2 separate regions of the Mus musculus genome follow, and region 1 is linked to region 2. Evidence: chromatin loops called from intact Hi-C (ENCODE). Cell type or tissue: gastrocnemius. All regions are shown on one strand.

The links. Hi-C counts contacts between places; a loop is a spot of excess contacts. Peaks named below come from ENCODE experiments on the same cell type or tissue, not always from the same donor. Only the 100,000 strongest peaks of a DNase experiment are listed, where the experiment ranks them.
Region 1: a loop joins it to region 2, with 6 times the contacts of the local background. A loop is called at or near these places in 19 of 42 quality-filtered maps.

What each region holds. Positions count from the first base shown.
Region 1 is chr15:102,315,136-102,317,635 of GRCm38, forward strand. Espl1 (extra spindle pole bodies 1, separase) reads left to right here. Exons shown (of 31, transcript NM_001014976.2): 18 at 53-1,041; 19 at 1,384-1,756; 20 at 1,915-2,076. Among named protein-coding and RNA genes, the nearest start is that of Pfdn5, 9.7 kb to the right of the region's middle. In gastrocnemius, a CTCF peak has its summit at 1,332 (motif pointing left); a DNase peak (open chromatin) is centred at 1,307; H3K4me3 peaks cover 880 bases; H3K27ac peaks cover 1,195 bases.
Region 2 is chr15:102,238,000-102,240,499 of GRCm38, forward strand. Rarg (retinoic acid receptor, gamma) reads right to left here. Exons shown (of 10, transcript NM_011244.4): 6 at 2,129-2,289; 7 at 1,859-2,035; 8 at 1,391-1,595; 9 at 806-964. Among named protein-coding and RNA genes, the nearest start is that of Itgb7, 7.3 kb to the left of the region's middle. In gastrocnemius, a CTCF peak has its summit at 1,377 (motif pointing right); a DNase peak (open chromatin) is centred at 1,384; H3K4me3 peaks cover 175 bases; H3K27ac peaks cover 1,057 bases.

The DNA of each region.
Region 1 (2,500 bases), 77 kb after region 2:
GCTCTTGAGACCATTTCTCAGTGTTGTAACTTGTGATCTGTCCTCTCCCTAGAGTTTGGTGTTGTGACCCAGCATCCAGACTCAGTGAAGAAGGTGCACACGCAGAAAGGGAAGCATAAGGCTCAAGGCCCATGTTTCCCACCCCTGTCAGAGGAGGAGCCCTTCCTGAAAGGTCCTGCCCTTGAGCTGGTGGACACTGTGCTCAACGAACCTGGTCCCATCCAGTCCTCTGTAAACTCCTCCCCAGTCCTGAAAACCAAGCCACCACCCAACCCTGGCTTCCTGTCTCACTTGCCCAGCTGTGACTGCTTACTGTGTGCCAGCCCTGCCCTCTCAGCAGTCTGTCTGCGCTGGGTGCTGGTCACTGCCGGAGTGAGGCTGGCCACCGGTCACAAAGCTCAGGGTCTGGATCTGCTGCAAGCTGTGCTGACGCGTTGCCCTGCAGCCACCAAGCGCTTCACACAGAGTCTCCAAGCTTCTCTGAATCACAGAACAACCCCCTCTTGTGTTCCCAGCCTCTTTGATGAGATCATGGCTCAAGTGTACACGCACTTGGCATTGGAGTTCCTGAATCAGACATCTGAAAAGAGCCTGGGGAAGGTCCTGGCGTCGGGGCTGAAGTTTGTGGCAACACGGATACAGAGCTTGGAGATCTGGAGAGCCCACCTGCTCTTGGTTCAGGCCCTTGCAAAGCTGGCCCACTTCAGCTGCTGTACTTCCGAACTCTTTGCAAGCTCCTGGGGCTGGCACCCACCATTAGTAAAAAGTCTGCCAGTCTTAGAGCCTGCTAAAATTCGGAGACAAAAATGCTCTGGACGGGGCCGCCGGCGGATAGCCTCTGTTCCCCCACCCCTCCATAACAGCTCTCAGAAAGGTCTGGAAGAGGAAGGGCCACCTTGTACCCCTAAGCCTCCAGGTCGGGCTAGGCAAGCTGGCCCTCGTGTCCCTTTCACCATATTTGAAGAAGTCCACCCCACCAAGAGCAAGCTCCAGGTTCCCTTGGCTCCCAGGGTCCACAGGCGGGCCCAGACTCGCCTCAAGGTAAGGATTGTGGCATGAGGATGGTTTTGTACAGAGCATAGGCCTTGTCGATGAGCTCCCAGCCAAGAGGAGGGTCGTCTGTCTGCAGCACACCACACCCTGGTCCCTCTCAGTTGTGGCCTTTGTTTCTCCCTTTCCTTCTGTCCCTCTGTTGTCCTTCCTCTCCATCTTCTGTTGCTTCCTCTTGCAAACTGAGACCATGGGCTTTTGAGTGGCAAGTGCTGTGGGAAGTCAGTTCTGACCTCATCAGAGGCCTGCGAGTGCCTCCATAGTGCCACCTGCTGTTTGAACCTGTTGTTGAGCATCTCATGGCCTTTGTTTCTCCCTTTCCTTCTGTCACAGGTGATCTTCAGTGATGACAGTGACCTGGAAGACCTTGTCTCAGCTGACACACAACTTGTAGAGGAGCCTAAGAGGCGAGGGACTGCTTCCCGTACCCGGGGCCAAACTAGGAAGGGACGTAGCTTAAAGACAGATGCGGTGGTTGCTATAGAAAGTACCCCTGGACATTCCAGTGTCAGTGGGAGGACTCGGAGGGCCAGGAAGGTGGCTTCAAGAAATTGTGAAGAAGAGAGTCCCAAAGCACCCCTCTGTGTCTGGGCCAGCCAGGGACCCGAGATCATGAGAAGTATCCCTGAAGAGGAGCCAGTGGACAACCATCTGGAAAAAAGCTTCGAGATTCTCAGGGGTTCTGATGGGGAAGACTCGGCCTCAGGTAGGACTTCAAGGGCAAGAAGCAGAAGGCACGTGTTCTGAAGTGTTTGTCGGGTGTCCCTGGGACCAAAACTTAAGAAATAACAGTACCAGTGCCCAGAAGGAAAACCCTTTGCTACCTCTGGGGAGGAAGCATGAAAAGCAGTGGTGTCTCCCCAGGTGAGAAGGCGGCAGCTGCAGACACTGGTCTACCCGTAGGAGAGTGTGAGGTGTTGAGACGGGACTCCAGCAAGGCAGAGAGACCTGTCTTGTACTCAGACACGGAGGCCAATAGTGACCCTAGTCCTTGGCTCCCACCCTTCTCAGTTCCTGCACCCATTGGTGAGTATGCGGACTACTGAGCTTAGATTACCCAGAGGGCTGAGCCAGCTCTCTTAGTTTTCTATCCTTTTTCAGGAGGCACACTTTTAAAGGACTTTTTTTTTTTTTTTTTTTGACATATAATCTCATGTAGTCCAGGGTGGCTTGTGGGATTACAGGTATCATCACATCTAGCGCTTGCTCGTGCTCGCTCGCTCTCGCTCTCTCTCTCTCTCTGTTGGGGGGTGCTGCATGTGTGTCATTTGTGTGCACACGTGTGTAGAGGCCAGAAGGGGACATGGAGTGTCTTTCTCGCTTGCTTTTGCTCGCTGATGGAGTGGCTGCAGCCCCGGGGCTGTACTTGTTTCTGCCTCCTTAGCACTGGAGTTATAGGTGTAACTATATCTGTGCCTGGCTGCTGAGCATCTAAGCCTTTGGCTCCCCA
Region 2 (2,500 bases):
TATTCATGATGTTACACTGTGATGGTGGAAATGTCCAGCTATCCTTGAACTCATGAACTCAAAGTAAACCTCCGGCCTCAGCCTCCCTCATACTGAAATGACATGCATGGACCACCCACCATGCATGGCTCTTAATCTCATCTCAAAGTATACAAGGTAGTGTAGTCACTTAGTCCTTACAATAAGCTTCTGAGGTAGCATATCTAACCAGGCAGTGGTGGCACACACCTTTAATCCCAGCACTTGGGAGGCAGAGGCAAGTGGATCTCTGAGTTCGAGACCAGCCTGGTCTACAGAGTGAGTTCCAGGACAGCCAAGGGTACTCCGAGAAACCCGGTTTCAAAAAAACCAAAAATGTTTAGCCTTAGTTTCCAGACAGAAAAAAAAATAAGGCATAAAAAAGTAAAGGAAGGGCTGGAGAGATGGCTCAGTGGTTAAGAGCACTGACTGCTCTTCCGGAGGTCCTGAATTCAATTCCCAGCAACCACATGGTGGCTCACAACCATCCGTAATGAGATCTGATGCCTTCTTCTGGTGTGTCTGAAGACAGCTACAGGGTACTTACATATAATAAATAAATAAATGATAAAAAGTAAAGGAAGCTAGGTTGTCAGATAGCATTTGCCTAGTTTATGGATGGTACAAGGTTCCTCTCCGAGCAACACACACAAACACACACACACCAGGACTCCATGGAGGTTGCTGGATTCTCGGTTCCTCTCTCCCCCTGCCTGTGCCTGTCCACCTGTGTGACTCAGGAGACCTGCAGATCTGGGGAGGGAGAGAGAGTTGACTCAGAACTAACCCTTAGTGCTGATGCCCCGGAGGTCGGTGATTTTCATCAGCATCCTTGGGAACATGTAGGGTTGGCTGGGTCTCCGTCGCCGGGCATAGAGCCTCAGGGCTTCCAGCAGGGGCTCCTGCAGCTTGTCCACCTTCTCGGGCTCTTCCAGGTCCATTCGGTCTACACAAGGAGATTGGATGAGGCACGGTAGGACACAGTGACAGGCGGCTGACGCCTGACAGACCTTACTTGGAGGGCCTCAAAGCTATCTCATCCACTCTTTACTCCTGTCACTTAGCCCTCCAGGTTAGCTCCCCTGACATAAGGCCCTGTGTTTACTCCTCAGCAATGATGCTGCTCTAGAATATCACTCCCATTAAATTCCTATCTCAGCACTGTATCCAGGGCTTCTGCGTTCTCCGGACTCTGCCTCCTTCTTTTTCCCTTAGCCTGGTTAGCCAGAAAGACTATACATAAGCTGAGAAGTCTGTAGGAACAATTCCCAGGGAAAAAGACGACCTGCCACCTGGTCAGAGTGGGGATAGGGTCTGGATAGAGTCTGGTGGGAGAGGGAGCCCATGTAGACACCAGGGGGCGCCCCCGCACCTCCACAGATGAGGCAGATAGCACTAAGTAGCCCAGTCTCGGTGTCATCCATCTCCAGGGGCAGCAGCTGCCCGGCAAAGGCAAAGACGAGGTCTGTAAGGGGCCCAAAGCCAGCATTGTGCATCTGGGTTCGGTTCAGGGTCAGCCCATCCGAGAATGTCATAGTGTCCTGCTCTGGGGTATACCTTGTACAGATCCGCAGCATCTGGAGGGTGGGGGTAAGGAAAACGGTTAGTACTGCTCCTGAGGAAGGATTCCTAAGTGAGTTTGGTTCCCAGTAAGGAAAGCCTGAACTGGAGGAGTAAGGCGGAGAGGTGGGACTCTTGAGATTGGAAAGGGGAGGCTAGGCAAACCAGGAGGGAACTGCTAAGACAAAAAGAGCTTAGGTGGAGGAGAGGGCTAAAGGGTGTGGTGGGGGTGGTGGTGGAAAAGGGTCAGAGTGGTCCAGAACTCATCTGCCTAACTCACTAGGATGTCCAGACAAGCAGCCTTGAGCAGCGTGATCTGGTCGGCAATGCTGAGCCCTGTAAAACCAGGCAGCCGCTTCGCAAACTCCACAATCTTGATGATGCATTTGGTGGCCAGCTCGCTGAACTTGTCCCACAGCCCCAGGTCCAGCTGCACCCGGTGATCTGCACTGGAGTTCTGCAGGGGTGAAGTGAGCCGTGAAGGCTTCCCTGGGCACTCTCCCCACTGCCCGTTCCTGAGGCCCTCACCCAGACTCTGCCCACTCCTCACCGTGGTGTACTTGCCCAGCTGGCAGAGTGAGGGAAAAGTCTCCTGGTGGGCTTTGCTGACCTTGGTGATGAGTTCCTCTAACTGTGGACTCAGTTCATAGCTGTCGGGCGAGCCCTCCTCTTTTACCTCCTTTTTCTTCTTGTTTCGATCGTTCCTTACAGCTTGGGGTTGGAGGCAAAGAGAAGGATCAGGATCCTCAGGACCCTCCTGTTTTTTCTTTTCTTTCTTTCTTTTTTTTTTTTTTTTTTTTTTTTGGTTTTTTGAGTCAGGGTTTCTCTGTATAGCCCTGGCTGTCCTGGAACTCACTTTGTAGACCAGGCTGGCCTTGAACTCAGAAATCCGCCTGCCTCTGCCTCCCGAGTGCTGGGATTA